2 separate regions of the Homo sapiens genome follow, and region 1 is linked to region 2. A link is an interaction called in ENCODE POLR2A ChIA-PET data of the cell type or tissue named here. Cell type or tissue: B cell. All regions are shown on one strand. Each heading gives the region's core, and the rest is flanking DNA. Links, peaks and the distances in the headings are about the cores only.

Region 1 (12,831 bases), core at 5,859-8,358, 390 kb after region 2:
TGGTAGCAAAAGAAAACTTTACTTGGCAACATTTGGGAAACGAAGTTACGTTAAATTCATTAAGGGTATTTGATTTTTGATAACTTTTAATGCATTATATTTATTTACTACAGTATTTTTATAGTTAAGTTTGATAAGGTGTTACTTATATATGAAATTTTTAAATGCTCCCAAGACTTTTTTTTTTGCTGTAGCTCCCAGTGACTCAGAATAAGCTAAAGATTAATATTCTTGATGTGCAGTTTTGCATATGAATCTCTCTTTGTTCTAGAGAAATGTTGAAAGACATTTCTTGCACTCCATGTACGTTGGTCTAATAATGGTAAGCACTTTGGAAGGCTGCTGTAGCTCTCCTTGACACCTGTACAGATACCTATACAGAATTAGGAATATTAGTTTGACAAGAATCTTAAAAGCAGTAGCATTTAATTTTTTATTGTTTGACTTTTTGTTATGGAAAATATAACTGTATAAAAGCAAATAGAATACTATAATGAACTTCCTTGTATCAGTTACCTAGTTTAGTAATTGACAATATTCTGCCATTCTTGAATTATCTATACCTTTACTCGTTCCTCAGCCTCTCAATTATTACTATTTTTACAGTTTTCTTGGAAGTAAAATTTACTTACATTGAAATACATGACTTAGCTGTGCTGTTTTGACAAATAGATATACCTGTGTAACCTACACACACACATCACTGTAGAAAATTTCCATCTTTCCAGAAATTTCTCTTTTGGGTTAGTCACCTTCCTCCCTCCAGAAAACAACTGTTCATGTTGTTTTGACCTTAGATTATTTTGCCTCCAGCCTTTAACAAATATGTTTATTTATTTAGTATGTATACTGGATATGTGTATACACACACACACACAAACACACAGAAACATATATACACACACAAACATATATAGATATATACACATACACACAAAATATGGAATGTATACCATGTGGACAGTGTATGTCCATTTATTTTGAAATTATGCAAATGTATTATCAATCCATTTATTATTAATAAATGTTAATTTCTTTCTTTAAATAAATTAAATAGAATAGTATTTAATATTTTCTTTCAAAATCCATTCTAGCAGATTGTCTTAGTTGTCCTTCCTGTGGGCATCCCACTTGGAGGTTACTCTTTCCAGTATTTACTTGAAGAGATCCAGAGACACAAACAGATGATAACTTCCCTTGAGATTCATTCAATAATTATAATGCATTGGATGTTGAATTTATTTCCTTTACAAGCATAGATTTTTTACTTCTACCTCAGCATTGTACCTGGTGACTCTGACTTTATCTGATGTGAATATGGGATAATTTCTTGAATCTGTGTACTGAATTTACTCCCATTTCTGTCAGGTTTTCAGCAGTGTGGCAGAATTATGAAGATGGGGGAGACTTGATGTAGATGAGAAGTTGGTGCGAGGTGATGTTATAGTGAGAATAACAGTGATTGGGGGAATGGGCAAACTTGGATTCTCCTGTCCTTTTCTAGTTTCTTATCCTTGGGAAAGTCTTGGAACCCTTGTTTCTTTGCCTTGGTGTCTGGAAAATGAGGGAGTTTATTAGCTGACTCTTAGCTGTTAGTTTATCAGGTGACTATTAGTTTATTAGCTGACTATAGGCTTTGGTCCATAAAATTCTACCATAAATGGGTCCTAAATAGACACATTCTGGACATTGAGTTCACATGAAAGTGCTACTTGCAAAAGGCCAAAGGCAACACTGGAGAATAGTTGACATGGGGCTTTTGTCACCTAATGTATACTTGCCCAATTTCATAGGAAACCTTTTATAGTTTGTATTATCATGTTTTTTCAAGCATTGGTGGAATTAGAAATGCATTCATTAGAGGACCCTAATTCTTTTTTGTTTTAAAGATGCATCTATTAAAAAATTTTTTTTAGGACAACAGTGGGAAGCTGAGAAATGGGGGAGCTGAACTGGATAAAGTCTGTGTGTTCCAGTTCAGTTAGGGAGGCATGTCAAATTCTTCAGTAAAACCCATATTTGAATAATCACGTCACTGTTTTTCTGAAACCAGTTCCATCAAAAAGCCCACCATAGCCAATTCTGATAGGTCTTTCCTGCCTAATGCATTTTACATAAGTTTTGAGGTATCTCATAGAGCATAGAAACAATTTTAGAAAATAAAATAGCGTGAGGCTGGGCGCAGTGGCTCACACCTGTAATCCCAGAACTTTGGGAGGCCGAGGTGGGTGGGTCACGAGGTCAGGAGATCAACACCATCCTGGGCAACATGGTGAAACCTCGTCTCTACTAAAAATACAAAAATTAGCTGGGCATGGTGGCACATGCCTGTAATCTCAGTTACTCAGGAGGCTGAGGCAGGAGAATCGCTTGAACCAGGGAGTCGGAGGTTGCAGTGAGCTGAGATTGCACCACTACACTCCAGCCTGGTGACAGAGCAAGACTCTGTCTCAAAATAATAATAATAATAATAATAATAATAATAATAATAATAATAAATAAAATAGTGTGTTTCATTTGACTTTCATAGCTGATATACTTGGTTTTCTTCGTTTAGCTTATCTTGTTCCTAGAGCTCTTCATCTAGTAAAATACAGTAGAGTAGTTGGGCATCTGGATAATGTGGCTTTATGAATCAATGCCCATTGTGGTTGCCTAAGCATATAAGCCCAGGAAGTTTGGTGAAGGTCCTATGTTTTGTAAACGTTTCCCTTGATTCCAATAGTGATAGACTGAGAAGTGTAAAGTCAAGTGAGACTGAGTGGCAGGAATGTGTTCTATGTTCTCCCTTTTAGACAATTAATAAAGTGATCTTCTGTTGATTTTGCCTTTTGACTAGTCACCTTCTAAGAACTCTGTGTTTTATAGAAATAGAAAATTTTAAACTCTGGATCTCTGGGAGTAAAACAACTATTTTTAAAGACAATGTGCAGTTTTCCTTTTATAAGATGTAAATTGTGTTTGAATCATTACCGGGCATCACTGTAACCAGCAATATCTCAGGATTAGAGAAAGGGAGATTCAGATGTTTAAAATTGGTTTAAAGAGGCAAAATGAATGGCTTGTAAGACATTGTCAGTGAAAAAATAACTGAAGTTGTTTTAACCGCCCTTGTTCTTGAAGTGAGCACCTCTTTCCAGTTTTCTAGATGAGTAGTGGTAATTTTCCATCTCAGAAATTTTATTTACCTACTTAATTTTCTTCCTTGATTAGTATGAATTGTCCAACATAAAGATGATGTGGCTGGTGTTACTATTCCTTTGCCTGCCTAGAATAGAAATGATGGGGCAGGGGCATGACCCATATCTCCATTGTTCATATTGTTAGGAAAATGGTGATTTGTTTTGTATACTCTCCCCATTAACAGGGGTAATGCAGCATGGCTTGTGGTGTGAATGCTTTGCTTATGTCTCATATTCTCTTACCTGAGAGATGGTGGTGAACAGTGAACTTCTGCAATTGACATAGGTGACACATTCAAATGACAGCATGATATGCCCTCATTTATGATTTTCAGTAGACACAGTGTATTATAAAAATTTTCAAAGTTGCATTGTCTGTGGATCATACATGACTTTTTGTTTTTATGCCTTTGTTTTTTAGTTCAAGCTCTCATTATCCTGGATTTTGATCATATATGTTTATAAAGCAGGATTGTTTTATTGCTTTCCTACTCAATAAAAATGTGAAGCCATCCTTTTGGTATGCATGTTTTCCTCCGAATAGAAAGATTCCTTTGAAGATTTCCCATACTTTTTCATAGTCATTTTAGAGGATTTGAAGGTATTTTAGATTAAGGGAAGGACTATGATAAAACCTATTATTATATATGACTTTATTATTTTTAGGAACATTCTCTACTTTTCAAAAATATCGGACAAATAAAATGATAAGATTTCAGTAATAAAAATGGTGGCATTGTTTTCCCTGATGTGTTTCTAAAGTAGATCATCTTATTGCTGCCTCAGTCTTTTGGTATTTGCTTATTTATGTGCAAGGTCTCCAGTGGGCTTGCTGATGCTTCTAGAGCCTGGCTGCTGGCTTAATATTCCTGCACTCACCAGGTTGCTTCCCAGCATAAGGCATCCTCGCCATTCATTTTTTAATTTATATGACACTGTGCTTTGGTCACCAAGACCTGAGCTGCCTCCTAGTTTTTCTAGCCAGCTTTCTTTTTTTCTTAGGACAAAGGGTCTTCTTTCTGAAGTCGGGCCTAGACAGATCAAGGTAGTTGATCTTATTTCACTGGTTCAGGTGATAAACTAGCAGAGTAGAAGCATGGCATGGATGGAAACATATATTATCTAGAAAAGGCAGTGGCTGAAGTTCTACTGATGTGCCTGAATCGTTATTTTAAAATGTCTTTCTTCTTTGTTCAAGGAATTGAAATAAACATCATTATTTTTAAGTGCATCATTATAAATTTTTGTTGTTGTATTAAAAGGGACTTAAGAAAGTGATCATTATGTGTGACATTGCCTCACTATTCTGAGTGTTAGAATGTTCAGAATAAATTCAAGACACATTTTGTAATATATAGACTGTTTGCTTGTTTTTCATGTCTGCATAGAAGGCCTTCCTACTGAAGAAATAAAAAATGTTCTGGAGAAGGTTTCATCAGAATGGAAGAATGTATCTCAACATTTGGAAGATCTAGAAAGAAAGATTCAGCTACAGGAAGATATAAATGCTTATTTCAAGCAGCTTGATGAGCTTGAAAAGGTCATCAAGACAAAGGAGGAGTGGGTAAAACACACTTCCATTTCTGAATCTTCCCGGCAGTCCTTGCCAAGCTTGAAGGATTCCTGTCAGGTAAGGAGCCAACGGTCTGGAAAGTGGAGGAATTCTATGTGCAGTTCCAGAGTTAAGGAGGGCTTCTCGTATCATGAACTTTAAGTTAATGCTGCCCTGATTAACTTCCTGTGAGGATGTTCATCTTCAGTGAGTTGTGTGACCGTATTTTCTCTTCCTTAGCGGGAATTGACAAATCTTCTTGGCCTTCACCCCAAAATTGAAATGGCTCGTGCAAGCTGCTCGGCCCTGATGTCTCAGCCTTCTGCCCCAGATTTTGTCCAGCGGGGCTTCGATAGCTTTCTGGGCCGCTACCAAGCTGTACAAGAGGCTGTAGAGGATCGTCAACAACATCTAGAGAATGGTAAACCCAACAATTTTAAAATCTCCTGTCTCAGTTTGCCTTAATGTAAACATGACTCCCAACATTTAGAACTTGAGTACACTTGCTTGCTTTGCACCAACCTTCTCCATTTTCCTTTGTGCCTGTATTGTTCAAAGTCTTAAAGTCTTCTGTATTCAGATTCTTTTCCAGATTCACACCTTTTTGTAAACATACAAGCAAGTTTCACATTCTCTAAAATTGTGTCAGTAGGATATAATAATAATTTTTTTTTTTGTAGCTACAGGATCTCACTCTGTCACCCAGGCTGGAGAGCAGTGGTGCAATCATAGCTGCAGTCTTGACCTCCTGGGTTTCAGTGGTCCTTCTGCCTCAGCCTACTGAGTAGCTGGGACTACAGGCATGCACCACCATGCCTGGCTGGTTTTTTATTTTTAGTAGAGCCAGGGTCTAGCTATGTTGCCCACGCTGGTCTAGAACTCCTGGGCTCAAGTGATCTTCCCACCTCAGCCTCCCAAAATAACAGGTGTAAGCCATTATAACAGGTGATATAACAGCCTCCCAAAATAACAGGTGTTAGGCAAAATAACAGATGTTAGCCTCCCAAAATACCAGGGATAACAGGTGTCAGCCATTGTACCTGACCTGGATATAATGATTTTTAAAGATTTTTTTTTTTTTTTTTTTTGAGAAACAGGTGCAATTTCTTCCTTTGGTTGAGGAGGCCACTTAATATCATTGCTAGGAGGATCAAAATGAATGATCCCTTACTTCTGTTTCCTCAAAATAGTTAAAGTTTTGGCAGTCTCATACTGTCTTTTAAAAGAAATCATATTCCACTGTCAGATTCAGAAAAATTTTAGAGTTCTTACTTTTGGAATACACTTGGTTTTGGAAGGTTCACTGTTAAAGATTTTGAAAGCTCATCCCTCCTACGTTACACTATTTACTTCCTAGCTGCCATTTGAGTTAGGAACTGTGTTGCATTGTGCATTATTTTGTGAAATGCATTGAGCATTGTGTGAAATGCTCCACATGTAACCCAGCCTAACTTCAGCAATTGTAGATTGTGTGATGACTGGAAGTGTCTGTATGTGTGCATGCTAGGCAAATGTGTCGTATTGCCTTTCTTCTGAAAGTGCATCTGGACAGCATGTCTTTGTTCCTTGAATTCAGTTATGTGAAATATGTCTTTGAGGGTACCTCTTTCTCCACTTATTGGTACAAGCTGTGCTTTCACTTTTGACAAGGATCAGTAGGCAGTTTAACTTTTGCTGCTAGTTGGTTTCACCTCTTTGTGCTTCAAGAGAACTCACTTCCTTTCCACGCAAGTGTTACTTCTGTGATATTTTTACATTAGTGACTGAGGTAGACACTGTTCCAGCTGGCTGTTCAGTCATTATTTCTCAGGGTACCTGGGCAGCATGGTGGCAGTATTTCCATATAATCTCCTCCACTCTGGACCTGGGTTTGTCTACACGGTGGAGCTTACAGCAAGACTGGTTGAAGGGATCTTTGTTTTCTTTTATTCTTTGTGTAGCTGTTAAGGAAGAGGAGATTATATGGAACAAAAGGGACATTGTTGTTCCATCTTCAGAGAGACATTTCATCATGAAGAAATGAAGAAAAATTATAGTGGGTTAGTTAATATTTCAAACGTCAACATCCGCAGGAATGAAGTCACTGTCTGACTCTCAGAAATGCCAATGGAATGATCTATGTTGTTAATTAACAGAGACCCTTTTACATTTTAATCATGGGGTCTCCTTTGCCATGTATTGGAATTCATTTAGGATAATGGTCTATGTAATAATATTGGTTCCTAATATGATTTTTTCAAACTAAATATTTTTAAATAAACAGAACTGAAGGGCCAACCTGGACATGCATATCTGGAAACATTGAAAACACTGAAAGATGTGCTAAATGATTCAGAAAATAAGGCCCAGGTGTCTCTGAATGTCCTTAATGATCTTGCCAAGGTGGAGAAGGCCCTGCAAGAAAAAAAGGTAACATATATCTTCCATGTTAGAACTCTAGCGCTTCTTCTAATATCTCCTCTTACATATTTTGAAATGTTTTTTCAGAGATTAAAAAAAAAGTTGGTCAGTTTTGTTCATCATTGGTGCAAAAATGTGTTTATGATTTGAGGGTTAGTTTGACCTCACATAAAAGAAAGTACAGTTATTAAAAATTTTTTCATAGAAGAAAAGCATATTTTCTCCTTCTGCTGTGATTAGCTTAAAATTCTCAACCTGTTCATAAAATCTGCTAAAATATCTTTATGAAATGAGGACTATCAGTTGACGTGTTGATGTATACTTTTTTCTGCATCGAATAGGAATGTTTCCGAGGTCATTTAGTTGAGTAGCCTTATGGCTCTGTGCTATTAGATGAAAAGGAGAGCAGCCATTGAGCACTGCACACTTGGCCCACACTGGGTTTGCTGTTCCCTTGGTTTTTAGGGTTGAGAATACACTGTATTGCCCACACACAACTCATGAAGAAAAAGCTTTAATTTTTATGATTATGCCTATTTTTTTCATGAGTTTTTCATGTTTTGTTTTGTTTTGTTTTTTGATTTCCAACTTTTATTTTAAGTTCAGGGGTACTTGTGCAGGATGTGCAGGTTTGTTAAATGGGTAAACGTGTGTCATGGTAGTTTGCTGCACTACGTATTAAGCCCAGCATCCATTAGCTCTTCTTCCTGATGCTTTCCCTCCCACCATGCCCCACCCTCCAACAGACCCCAGTGTGTGTTTTTCCCCACCATGTGTCCGTATGTTCTCATTATTCAGCTCCCACTTATAAGTGAGAATATGCGGTATTTTTTTTTGTTGTTTCTGAATTAGTTTGCCGAGGATAATGGCTTCCAGCTCCATCCATATACCTGCAAAGGACATGATCTTGTTCCTTTTTATGGCTGCATAGTATTCCATGGTTGATATGTACCACATTTTCTTTAAGTAGTCTATCATTGATGGGCATTTGGGTTGATTCCTTGTCCTTGCTATTGTGAATTGTGCTGCAATGAACATAGTGTGCATATATCTTTATAACAGAATGATTTGTATTCCTTTGGGTATATACCCAGTGAGATTGCTGGGTCAAATGGCATTTCTGGTTTTAGGTCTTTGAGGAATCACCACACTGTCTTCCACAGTGGTTGAACTAATTCACACTCCCACCCACTGTTCTTTTTAGATAAAAATGCTTTCTAATGCATTTTAAAGTGACTTTTGACTTTATATAGCCCATTTTACTATATCTGTGCAGACACATTTTTGTGCATATTTTTAATCTTTTAAAACTTTTTCCAGACCCTTGATGAAATCCTTGAGAATCAGAAACCTGCATTACATAAACTTGCAGAAGAAACAAAGGCTCTGGAGAAAAATGTTCATCCTGATGTAGAAAAATTATATAAGCAAGAATTTGATGATGTGCAAGGAAAGTGGAACAAGCTAAAGGTCTTGGTTTCCAAAGATCTACATTTGCTTGAGGAAATTGCTCTCACACTCAGAGCTTTTGAGGTAAATCCAGAGGCCACTGGGAGTTTAAGTTTATTACGGGGTAAATAGTAATTATCTTATAAGATTCACGTATTTATTATTTAAATATTTTACATTCTTTCTAGATCCCCATTTATTATGTATTTAAGTTGGGACTTATCAAAGATGTACTTTTAATGTGCTAGAGAGCACATTTATTTCCTTTTGCCTGGAAGCAAAGTCAAAAGTAGAGTAAACTGGACCTTGAAGATAAGAGAAAATTGCTTAAAAATGGTCAAAATAATGTTTCAGGCATGGAGGGCCTGTGTGAAATACAGACTGTTGATTAGATTATAGTAGTAACTTGGTTGGGGTGGTAGAAATAGCCCAGGTAGTAGTAAATTGCTGAATACATGAAACTACTTTTTGCAGGTTTTTGACATTTGAAGTCAAAAGTCAGAGATAGGCCATTGACAGTGTCAGAGTGGGAAGGCAAATCGTTCCAGGGACATGAAAATTCAGAAACAGGATCCTTCACTACACCTGAAAATGTTGACAGATGCAGCAGTGATAAAGTTTAAGAGGAAAGGATAAATGTGAGGATGTATAAGGAGAGAGTCAATGTCAATAGAAGTCAGTGTCAGATTTTAACATTCTGCCTGTGAGAAAGATGGAGAAGCAGAGTTTCCAGGTCACCTGGTATTTTAATAGGAAAGTTCTGGGTGGAGAATGAACCAATCACACTCTCTCCCTGCAAGGCTTCCTATCCTCCAGTGACTCCTTACCTTGGTCTTTTTTTTTTTTTTTCCCCATCAGTCAGGGATCTTTGTCTTTTTTAAATTTCTTATTCACCGATGTATGCCAAGATGTACTCATAACTAGAGCAATGCCTGGCACAGAGAAGGCATCCAATCAATATTTTTCAACGAATGAAATGAAATTAGCAATAGGAGATTTAGATTTGGATATATCTCTGTATATCTATCTATCTATATATATAGATAGATAGATTCTCTTGGAAGCTAAATCCAAATATGTGTAGATATATATCTATATATATAGGGAGATGTCTCTGTATATATGCATATACATCTTTATTTATATAGAGAGAATCTAAATCCGAATCTATATATATTTAGATGTAGATCCAAATATATGTAGATACAATATATATATCTACATATATTTGGATCTACATCTAAATATTATATCTACATATATTTGGATCTAGATCTAAATATATATAGATTTGGATTTAGATGCTAAGCAAATTTGCATAAGGAATATTGCCCCCAAAAAGTGAAAAGATTGAAAGCGAAGACAAAAATTAATGAAAATGTATGTTTTGAAAATCAAAGTCAGAGAACACGTGGTAGAAGAGGAGCTGGAAGACCTCACAGATTAGTGTGGAAGGGATCCAGCCAGATTCTCTGAGTGGACCACTGAATTTGGAGGGGCGTTCTTTGACTCAGGAACTAATGGGTAGTTCCAATGAATGATCAGCAGAAGATACAGATGGAGGGGTTGTGTGTGTGTGTGGGTAGCTGTGTGTGATGGTAGTGACAGGAGGTAGTTTTTCTCTAGGTGTAAGTGCAGTTCTAGATGGAGATCTCATTCAAATAAACCAGTAATTATGGAGAGAAATGTGTTTTGTGTGGCTTAGTGTTTTTGACTCATTTACTTTTTTTTTTTTGAGATGGAGTCTTGCTCTGTTGCCCCAGGCTGGAGTGCCATGGTGCAATCTTGGCTTACTGCAACTTCAGCCTCCCGGGTTCAAGCAGTTCTCCTGCCTCAGCCTCCTGATTAACTGGGACTACAGGCACATGCCACTATGCCCGGCTAAGGTTTTATTTTTAGTAGAGATGAGGTTTTACCATGTTGGCCAGGCTGGTCTCAAACTCCTGACCTCAGGTGATCCACCCTCCTCGGCCTCCCAAAATGCTAGGATTACAGACATGAGCCACCATGCCTGGCCCATTTTACTTTGCGATGGTCCCACTTCTCGTTGTGTATTATGAGTTGCAATTGTTCCCGGCTTTCAAAATGAGCATTGGCCTTTTCTATAATTCTAAAGTTTTTGGTTATGGTCCCAGCATTGTATTATCAGTGATTCTCAACCGGGGTGATTTTACCCTCCAGAGGATACTTGTTAATTTCTGGAAACATTTCTGTTGTCAGAACTGTGGGAGAAGACTTCCAGTGGGTAGAGGCCAGGGATGCAGCTAAACATCCCACCATGTACAGGACAGCCTCACAACAAAATAATCATCTGGCTCCAAATGTCACTAGTGCCAAAGTTTAGCAATGCCAGATGAAACATTCCCCATCTTTTCAAAAGATCATCCCTTTGTTTTCAGATTTAAGTCCAAAGTATAAATGGAGATTAACCTCAGAGTTAGTCTTCTTTTGACTCTTAAAAGTATATCTTAGGGTTAGCTAAATGTATGCTACTATTTCAATATGGAGCTTAAAGAGAATAAATATTCTCCCAAAATACAAAAGAGTCCTGTGGTTATAGTAATCCAGCTTTAAGCTTTGGTGGGTTGTTGCTATTAATGTAGCAAATCCAGGCACTAAAAGTGGTCACTTGGAAATATTTATTTCCATTAAAAATATCCAACATCAAGGGTGTGTGTCTGGATATGTAAGTGTTTGTTGTTACAGTAGCAGATTTGTAATGTCCAGTACTTTTTTTATTTGCTTCTTGTGTACTAACTGCAAGATTGTGGTTAAGGAATACAGTGTCTATATTTCTTAATTGTATAACTTCTTCATTGAAATACATGTTTTATCTTAAATTCAAAAGAAAACTCCTTTTTTTTGCTTTGTAGGAATTGCTGGTTACTTAACTACTCATGATTTACTTGGGAAAACTTTAAATTCCACACCCTCAAATTATTAGATAATTATAATAAATATTTATTTGCAGATTATCATTGTTTTCCCTTTTTCAATGACCTGATATATGATTTTTTAGGCATTTAATTATTTTTGTCTTTAAGGCATGAAGCACAGTAGGTTTTAGATTCAATGCCAATTCATAATAATGTTTTGTAGGAACAAAATAGTTAACTCGTTTATTTTTAAAATGCATTTTTCATTACATGAGTAGTACTTGAAGCCTACACATTGTGAAGAAATTGAATACCACAGAAATACTTACAGTGAACATTTAGAGTTCCTTTTCTTCCCCAATACCATTTTCTTTCCTGGGGGCAGCTAATATTAACAGTGGATCCTTGTACATACAAGTTAGACAAGAACAATTGACAAATATTGCTAATTCCAATCATTTTCCCCCACACTGTGGAAAGAAATGATATTGGAACTCTGTGAAGGACATTTAAATCCATAGTCCAGATAGAGTTTGGAAGTGAATCCCACTACTTAATAACATCTTTCATTGATACAGCACATTTAAACTTTGAAAGTGTTTTCATGGCCATGTGCTTGCTTTTTTCTGCTATCCTTCAATATTTGTAAGAGGCTGTTAGTTGTGTGCGAATTTCAGTTTTCTGTTATTTGTTGGCATTGCAGTGTTTTTCCTCATTTGCCTGCATTTCCTTTGTCTCCATAGCTGGTTCCTTTTGTGCATGTTGAGATTGGACCTACATATTTTTATTCATTGTGTTATGCCCAAATACATTCTTAAGTTCTTTTTATTTGTGCCATGCCAAAGCAATAACCTCCATTCCTGTACTTACGAGGTAAAATATTCATTGTTACTTTTTACAAACTACTATACCCCTTCCAGGTGACAAAACATTTGAAAATACATGAAATGGGTATTTCTTTTTTCCATTATTGATTTTACTGACTGGATTTTCATGTGAATCATGGGGATAACATATTATAAAATCCTAAGAGGCTGCTTATATATCTCTCCTCACCAGTAGTAATATCTTTGGATTTAGGGGCTGCAAAGTATTTCATATTACGTACTTCCTTTTCCTTATTCAAGAGCTCCTGCCCTATGTATAACTGGGAAATGAAAGATGTCCCCAAGGCACACACAAAACTGTCTTCTATTTTCCAGCGCTCCTGCCTTTTCAGGCTCCTCCTCCAGGCCCTTCCTTCTGGGTTCAGGCTCTCATGCAATCTCTTTCCCTGAAAATTTCATTACCCTTTAAATCTGATTCCCACTTCCTGTCTCTTCTCTCTGGAATTCATCTTTCACACCAATACCAGAGTTGTACTTCTGAAAGG
Region 2 (6,176 bases), core at 89-2,588:
GATTAAGTTGTCTAAGTTCACACAGATAGTCAGGATTTGAACCCACCTGATTTGCCTGGATTCTAAATCTTAGCTCTTTTTTCTGCACTTTGGGGGAGAAGAGAAGAAACTATTTTAAATGCATGAAGTCAGGCTGGGCGCGGTAGCTCACGCCTGTAATCCCAGTACTTTGGGAGGCTGAGGCTGGCAAGTTTGAGACCAGCCTGGCCAATATGGTGAAACCCCTTCTCTACTAAAAATACAAAAAAATGAGCTGGGCATGCTGGTGGGCACCTGTAATTCCAGCTACTCGGGAGGCTGACGCAGGAGAATTGCTTGAACCTGGGAGGCAGAGGTTGCAATGAGCCGAGATAGGGCCATTGCACTCCAGCCTGGGCAACAAGAGTGAGACTCCATCTCACAAAAAATAAATAAAATAAAATAAAATAAAATAAAATACATGAAGTCATTTATGTTTTGCAAAGTGGAAGAAAAGAGTATATCAAAAGTAAGTCGTTATTTTAAGTTTCTATTGCAGGAGAACTAAACAGAAAGCTTAGATCCACAACTTAGTTATTTAGGGTGAGGAAGGGAGAGTGCCTGCTACAGTGCCAGGCACATAATAGGACATTCGTTGCATGAATGAATGAATTCATAAAAGAATTAGTGAAATTCTTTTGGGTCGTTGGTAGTGCCTCTTAAGTCACAGCCTTTCAATATGTAGTTCTTATAAAATGCCAGTATCGTGAAGAGATTTTCCCCCCTCTACTTTTGTTCTCCCTCTTGGGTAATAAAAGGGACAAATCAAATTTTTAGGGGGAGCAAAAGGAGAGTGGAAGCAGGAAAGGACAGAGAAGAATAAAAGGATCATAGGAATAAGGAGAAGGAGAATGAGACACATCCTTTCCGTTGCCTCTTCAGAGAGAAAGATTTTATATCTGTCAGAAACATGAATAAAACTACAAAAGTGCATTAAATTTTCTAACTAAATTGTGAAATAGTTTGTTATTGTATTACTGTAAAAGCAACAATATTTTGTTAAGACAGAAAATAAACCTTGCACCCATGCACACTCCCACCCCACAACATGTGAGTCCAGCTGTGGCTCGGATGGGGTAGGCAGATGGGAGATTGCACATTTAGATAAAGAAGGCAAGTTCACTACTTCTCCTTCAGGCAGGTAGTGAACTTTCATGCAGGAATTGAACTTTCAAAGACTTTCAAAAACAAATTCAATAAAGGAAGTGAGAGAGGGAGGATACATACAACTTTCAAGGAATAGATGGTTTTTCCAAAGTTTAGAGGAGGGAAGGAAATCGCTCTAATGAAAGGAATAACAGCTACCATTCTAGTGCTTATTCAGGCAAGCTGACACCAGAGCCCATGTTCTTTTGCCCATGCTATTGGGCACTTCACAGCAGAACAGGTTTAGACCAACTGATCTAGAAATGGCAGGCTGGAGAACAGAAAGTGAGAGCGAGGAGGGAGGAGGGACTCACATTACTTTTTTTCTTCTTCTTTTTCTTTTTTTGAGTAAGAGTTTCACTCTTGTTACCCAGGCTGGAGTGCGATGGCGCCATCTCGACTCACTGCAACCTCCACCTCCCAGGTTCAAGTGATTCTCCTGCCTCAGCCTCCTGAGTAGCTGGGATTACAGGCACCTGACACCACACCCAACAATTTTTTTTTTTTTTTTTTTTGTGAGACGGAGTCTTGCTCCATCACTCAGGCTGGAGTTTGGTGGCGCAATCTCAGCTCACTGCAACCTCTGTCTCTCGGGTTCAAGCGATTCTCCTGCCTCAGCCTCCTGAGTAGCTGGGATTACAGGCACATGCCACCATGCCCAGCTAATTTTTGTATTTTTAGTAGAGACGGGGTTTCACCATGTTGGCCAGGCTGGTCTTGAACACCTAACCTCAGGTGATCTGCCCACCTCGGCCACCTAAAGTGCTTGGATTACAGTCATGAGCCACCACGTTTGGTCTGTGGGTGCTTTCTTAAAAGACCTACAGAAGATGTGAGGCCCTTGAGCTTGAAGATTAAAGCAGTCATTCCCCAATCCCAGACTGAGAGTACAGCCTTCCTTAGTTGTATACCTAGTCACAACATCCCTCATTTGCAGATGTCACTAGCGCATCCAGCAGTCCTTAACTTTCAAGTACAAGATCTTTGGTTATATACCATCAGTACAGCTGTGCACTGTTTATTAATACACACCGCACCCCCTGCCCCATAACCTGCAACTACCTTTCATACACCAAATTCCATTTTGGGTCATGATCTAAGAGATGACACCAACCATTGAGTGATGGGTGTTGCTGTTAGCCACTCATCAAAAGAAGCACAGACGCCGGGGGCTTGTGGTCCCAGCGCCCACCACCCCATGCCAAAGAACCATGTTCTTGGACCTCTGCCTCCACACAGACGGCACTCATGAAGGAGGCTCAGGGGTCATGTCCCAGTGCCTAGAACCTGCTCTCCTGGGTTGGGGAATGGGGTTAGTTCCAGCAGACACAGCCTCAATTCTTTGGTGAAATAATACAATCAAATCCTCTGTAGGTACAGAAGATGAAGATCCTCACCCCCTACCCTGTTCCAACTAAACAACGGCATGATGTTGGTAGTTGGGTTTAATCGACCCAGGTGCCTGGGACATGGGTGGCCTGACCCCAGCAGCCATCTCCCTGCCTTGGGTTCCAGAGTGAGGGCTGACAGGCTAGAACTCTCACTGGCAGCCCTGGCCGCTCAAGCCTGAGGGAGCCAGGACCTACAGAGACCATCATGAGAAATTTTCTAATCAAAATTTTTTTCTAGTAATGAGAAATATTTCTAACATCTACAGGTTTTGTTGTTTTTTTCTTTTTCTATTTTTTTTTTTGTTTTGTTTTTTGCCTTTAAACACATTTCCAGGAACTCATTAGTTACCAATGTAAGGGACCACCTTAATGAATAAATTACTCCAAGGATATAGAATTCCCTTTTGTTGCCACAGCCTCTTATTCTGCCCACCTTGTCTTGCTTCCTATTTTAAAAAATGTCTTTGTGACCTTTAATCCCTAGAACCTCTTCCTACTTTCTTAGTTCATTACCTCCATTCTGACTTCCCTTACCTCTCCACTCACTATAGGTCAGTTTTTGTTGCTGTGGTTTTGTGTGTACGTGTGTGCACTTATTTCCTTACCGCCATAAGCATGACTCTTCATTTCCTTGACTTCTCTCCATTTCCAGTCAGAAATCTCCCCTCATTCACTTGTTTTGTTACTTTCTCAAATTGTTACGTGCTACTGGGACATCAAAAGAGTATGTTGATTGGATCTACTCTGAATATAATTTCAGAAGAGCACATACAGCTTTTTAGCATCTTTTTCATCATCTCTTGTGTTAGTCCATTTTCATACTGCTATGAAGAAATACCCAAGACTGGGTAATTTCTAAAGAAAAAGAGGTTTAGGCCAGGTGCGGTGGCTCAAGCCTGTAATCCCAGCACTTTGCGAGGCCAAGGCCGTCAGATCACCTGAGGCCAGGGGTTCAAGACCAGCCTGGCCAACATGGTGAAACCCCGTCTCTACTAAAAGTACAAAAATTAATTGGGTGTGGTGGCAGGTGCCTGTAATCCCAGCCACTCGGGAGGCTGAGGTAGGAGAATTGCTTGAACTCAGGAGATGGAGGTTGCAGTGAGCCAAGATTGTGCCATTGCACTCCAGCCTGGGCGACTGAGCGAGACTCTGTCTCAAAAAAAAAACAAAGAAAGAAAAAGAAGTTTAATGGACTCACAGCTCCACGTGGCTGGAAAGGCCTCACAATCATGGTGGGAGGCAAAGGAGGAGAAAAGTCATGTCTTACATGGTGGCAGACAAGAGAAAGTGTGCAGGGAAACTGCCCTTTATAAAGCCATCTGATCTTGTGAGACTTATTCACTATCATGAGAACAGCTGGGAAAAACCTGCCCCTATGATTCAATTACCTCCCACTGGGTCCCTCCCATGACACATGGGGAGTATGGGAGCTACAATTCAAGATGAAATTTGGGTGGGATACAGCAAACCATATCATCTCTTTATTACATTTTCTACCTCTGCAATTCTAAACCTTTTGCATCCAAGATCTCAACTTTTCCTCCTCCTCATTCTCAACAGAGTGAATTGCCTTCTTCTTCAAGTAGAAATACTTCCCACTGGAGCTTTCACAAATATTTTTGCATCTTTCCATTATTTATTTTTCTTCTTTCTTCTCTGAGAAAATGGTTCTCCTTGCAAAAGCTAATCCCTGTGACTTCAGCTCAAAACCCCAAACTTCTCCAGGATTAGACTATTGGTTGTCACATTTTACTTGCATTTTCAGAGTCCTCCACTTTATTGACTCTTGGGCCTCTGCTTTCAAGCTTATGTCTTCATTATTCTTTAAATAATAATCATTAATATTAATATAAAATTTTCCAGCAGCGTTGCCACTTCCTGAAACTATTGACTTGTAGTTCAGTGCTCCCTTACTACCTCTGAAGTTTAATATTGAGTGTCAACTTGATTGGATTGAAGGATGCAAAGTATCATTTCTGGATGTATCTGTGAGGGCATTGCCAAAGGAGGTTAACATTTTATTCCGTGGACTGGGAGAGGCAGACCCACCCTCAATCTGGGTGGGCACCATCTAATCAGCTGCCAGTGCCGCCAGAATAAAAGCAGGCAGAAGAACGTGGAAAGACTAGACTGGTTTAATCTTCTGGCCTACATCTTTCTCCTGTGCTGGATGCTTCCTGCACTTGAATATTAGACTCCAAGTTCTTTAGCTTTGGGGCTCAGACTGGCTTCCTTGCTCCTCAGCTTGCCAACAGCCTGTTGTGGGATCTCACCTTGTGATTGTGAGAGTCAACACTCCTTAATAAATTCCTCTTTATATATACATCTATCCTATTAGTTCTGTCACTCTAGAGAACCCTGACTAATACACCACTGAACTTTGTCAATGCATGTCTCTGCCCATTACCATTGGTTCTTGTCCCTACTCACTGTGGAACCCCTTAGTATCCACACCTTGCAATCTGGCTTCCTCACCACTCTGCTTTACCCGTTCTTTGCAATCAACAGTGACGTCTTCTAACTGCCAAGCCACTGGGCTCAGTCTTTAGCATCTTAACTTTTCCAAATGATTTACCATAAAAATGGTTCTGAACCATTTACCAGGTTGATCTGTGCCTCTCCCTTCACATTCTCTTCCCAAAGGCTCTTTTTTAAAAAAGGAAACAGGGGATTTTAAAATTAGCTTCGTGATTTAAATTACTGTTATTACTCCTATTTAGTGGTCTTAGTTTCTTTGACGGTCTACCAGTTTGAACACTTCAAAACAAGCCGGACACCTGAGCATCTCATGTCATACATCAATAATCCAAAATTAGGTAGAATCGTTGCAGGCTGAATGTTTGCATCCCCCAAAAATGTATATGTTGAATCTTAATCCCCAAAGTGATGGTATTAGGAAGTGGGGGCCTTTGGGAGGTAATTAGATCATGAGGATGCCACCTTCATGAATGGGCTTAGTGCCCTTCTAGAAGCGACTTCAGAGATCTCTCTTGCTCTCTTTCCTCCATGTGAGGATACAATGAGAATCCTGCAGTCTGGGACCTGGAAGAGGGCCCTCACCAGAACCCACTCATGCTGGCACCCTGGTTTTGGAATTCCAGCCTCCAAAACTATGGTAAATAAATTTCCGTTGTCTATAAGCTACGCCATCTATGGCATTTTTGTTACAGCAGCCTGAACTGAGTAAGACACATTTTATATATTCTCTCAATCTTTTCTGTCTATGCATTTGCTTGGGGAAGGAGGACAGGGTTCTAAGTAGCCCCAAGGAAATAGCTAATAACCCTAAGCAGAGGCAAAGCAATTATCAAGAAATTAAAGGAAATCCTACATGAAATTATCTGTCCATTCAAAGCTGTTATCTCTGCATTGAGGAAATAATGCCAGCCCTAGCAGAAAGTAATTCCTCCGTTTGCTTCAGTGATTCTGTATCTCCTGGCTCTCCTAACACTCAAAATATTTCTTTATCGTCATTCTTTCCTCTTTTCTTTTCTTAAATGTGGGGGTCTTCCAATATTTTAGCTTGAAACATTTCCCTTTATCTTCGCTCATTCTCCTTTCCACTTATGTTCTTGGGAAGCACATAATAAATCACTTCTAGGCATACAGATTCCAAATCGC

What was found. Peaks named below come from ENCODE experiments on the same cell type or tissue, not always from the same donor. Only the 100,000 strongest peaks of a DNase experiment are listed, where the experiment ranks them.
Region 1: POLR2A ChIA-PET joins it to region 2 with 5 read pairs; 2 of 35 experiments call an interaction of 5 or more read pairs at or near these places.

Annotation. Positions count from the first base shown.
Region 1 is chr6:144,454,200-144,467,030 of GRCh38, forward strand. UTRN (utrophin) reads left to right here. Exons shown (of 75, transcript NM_007124.3): 20 at 4,571-4,812; 21 at 4,975-5,155; 22 at 6,998-7,143; 23 at 8,455-8,667. Among named protein-coding and RNA genes, the nearest start is that of SNORA98, 55 kb to the left of the region's middle. RefSeq lists a silencer at 5,394-5,597 and an enhancer at 6,494-6,593. In B cell, for the core only: no CTCF peak of the experiment used is centred there; no DNase peak of the experiment used is centred there; H3K27ac peaks cover 795 bases.
Region 2 is chr6:144,065,837-144,072,012 of GRCh38, forward strand. No RefSeq gene overlaps it. Among named protein-coding and RNA genes, the nearest start is that of SF3B5, 27 kb to the right of the region's middle. RefSeq lists an enhancer at 1,115-1,414. In B cell, for the core only: no CTCF peak of the experiment used is centred there; a DNase peak (open chromatin) is centred at 1,365; H3K27ac peaks cover 520 bases.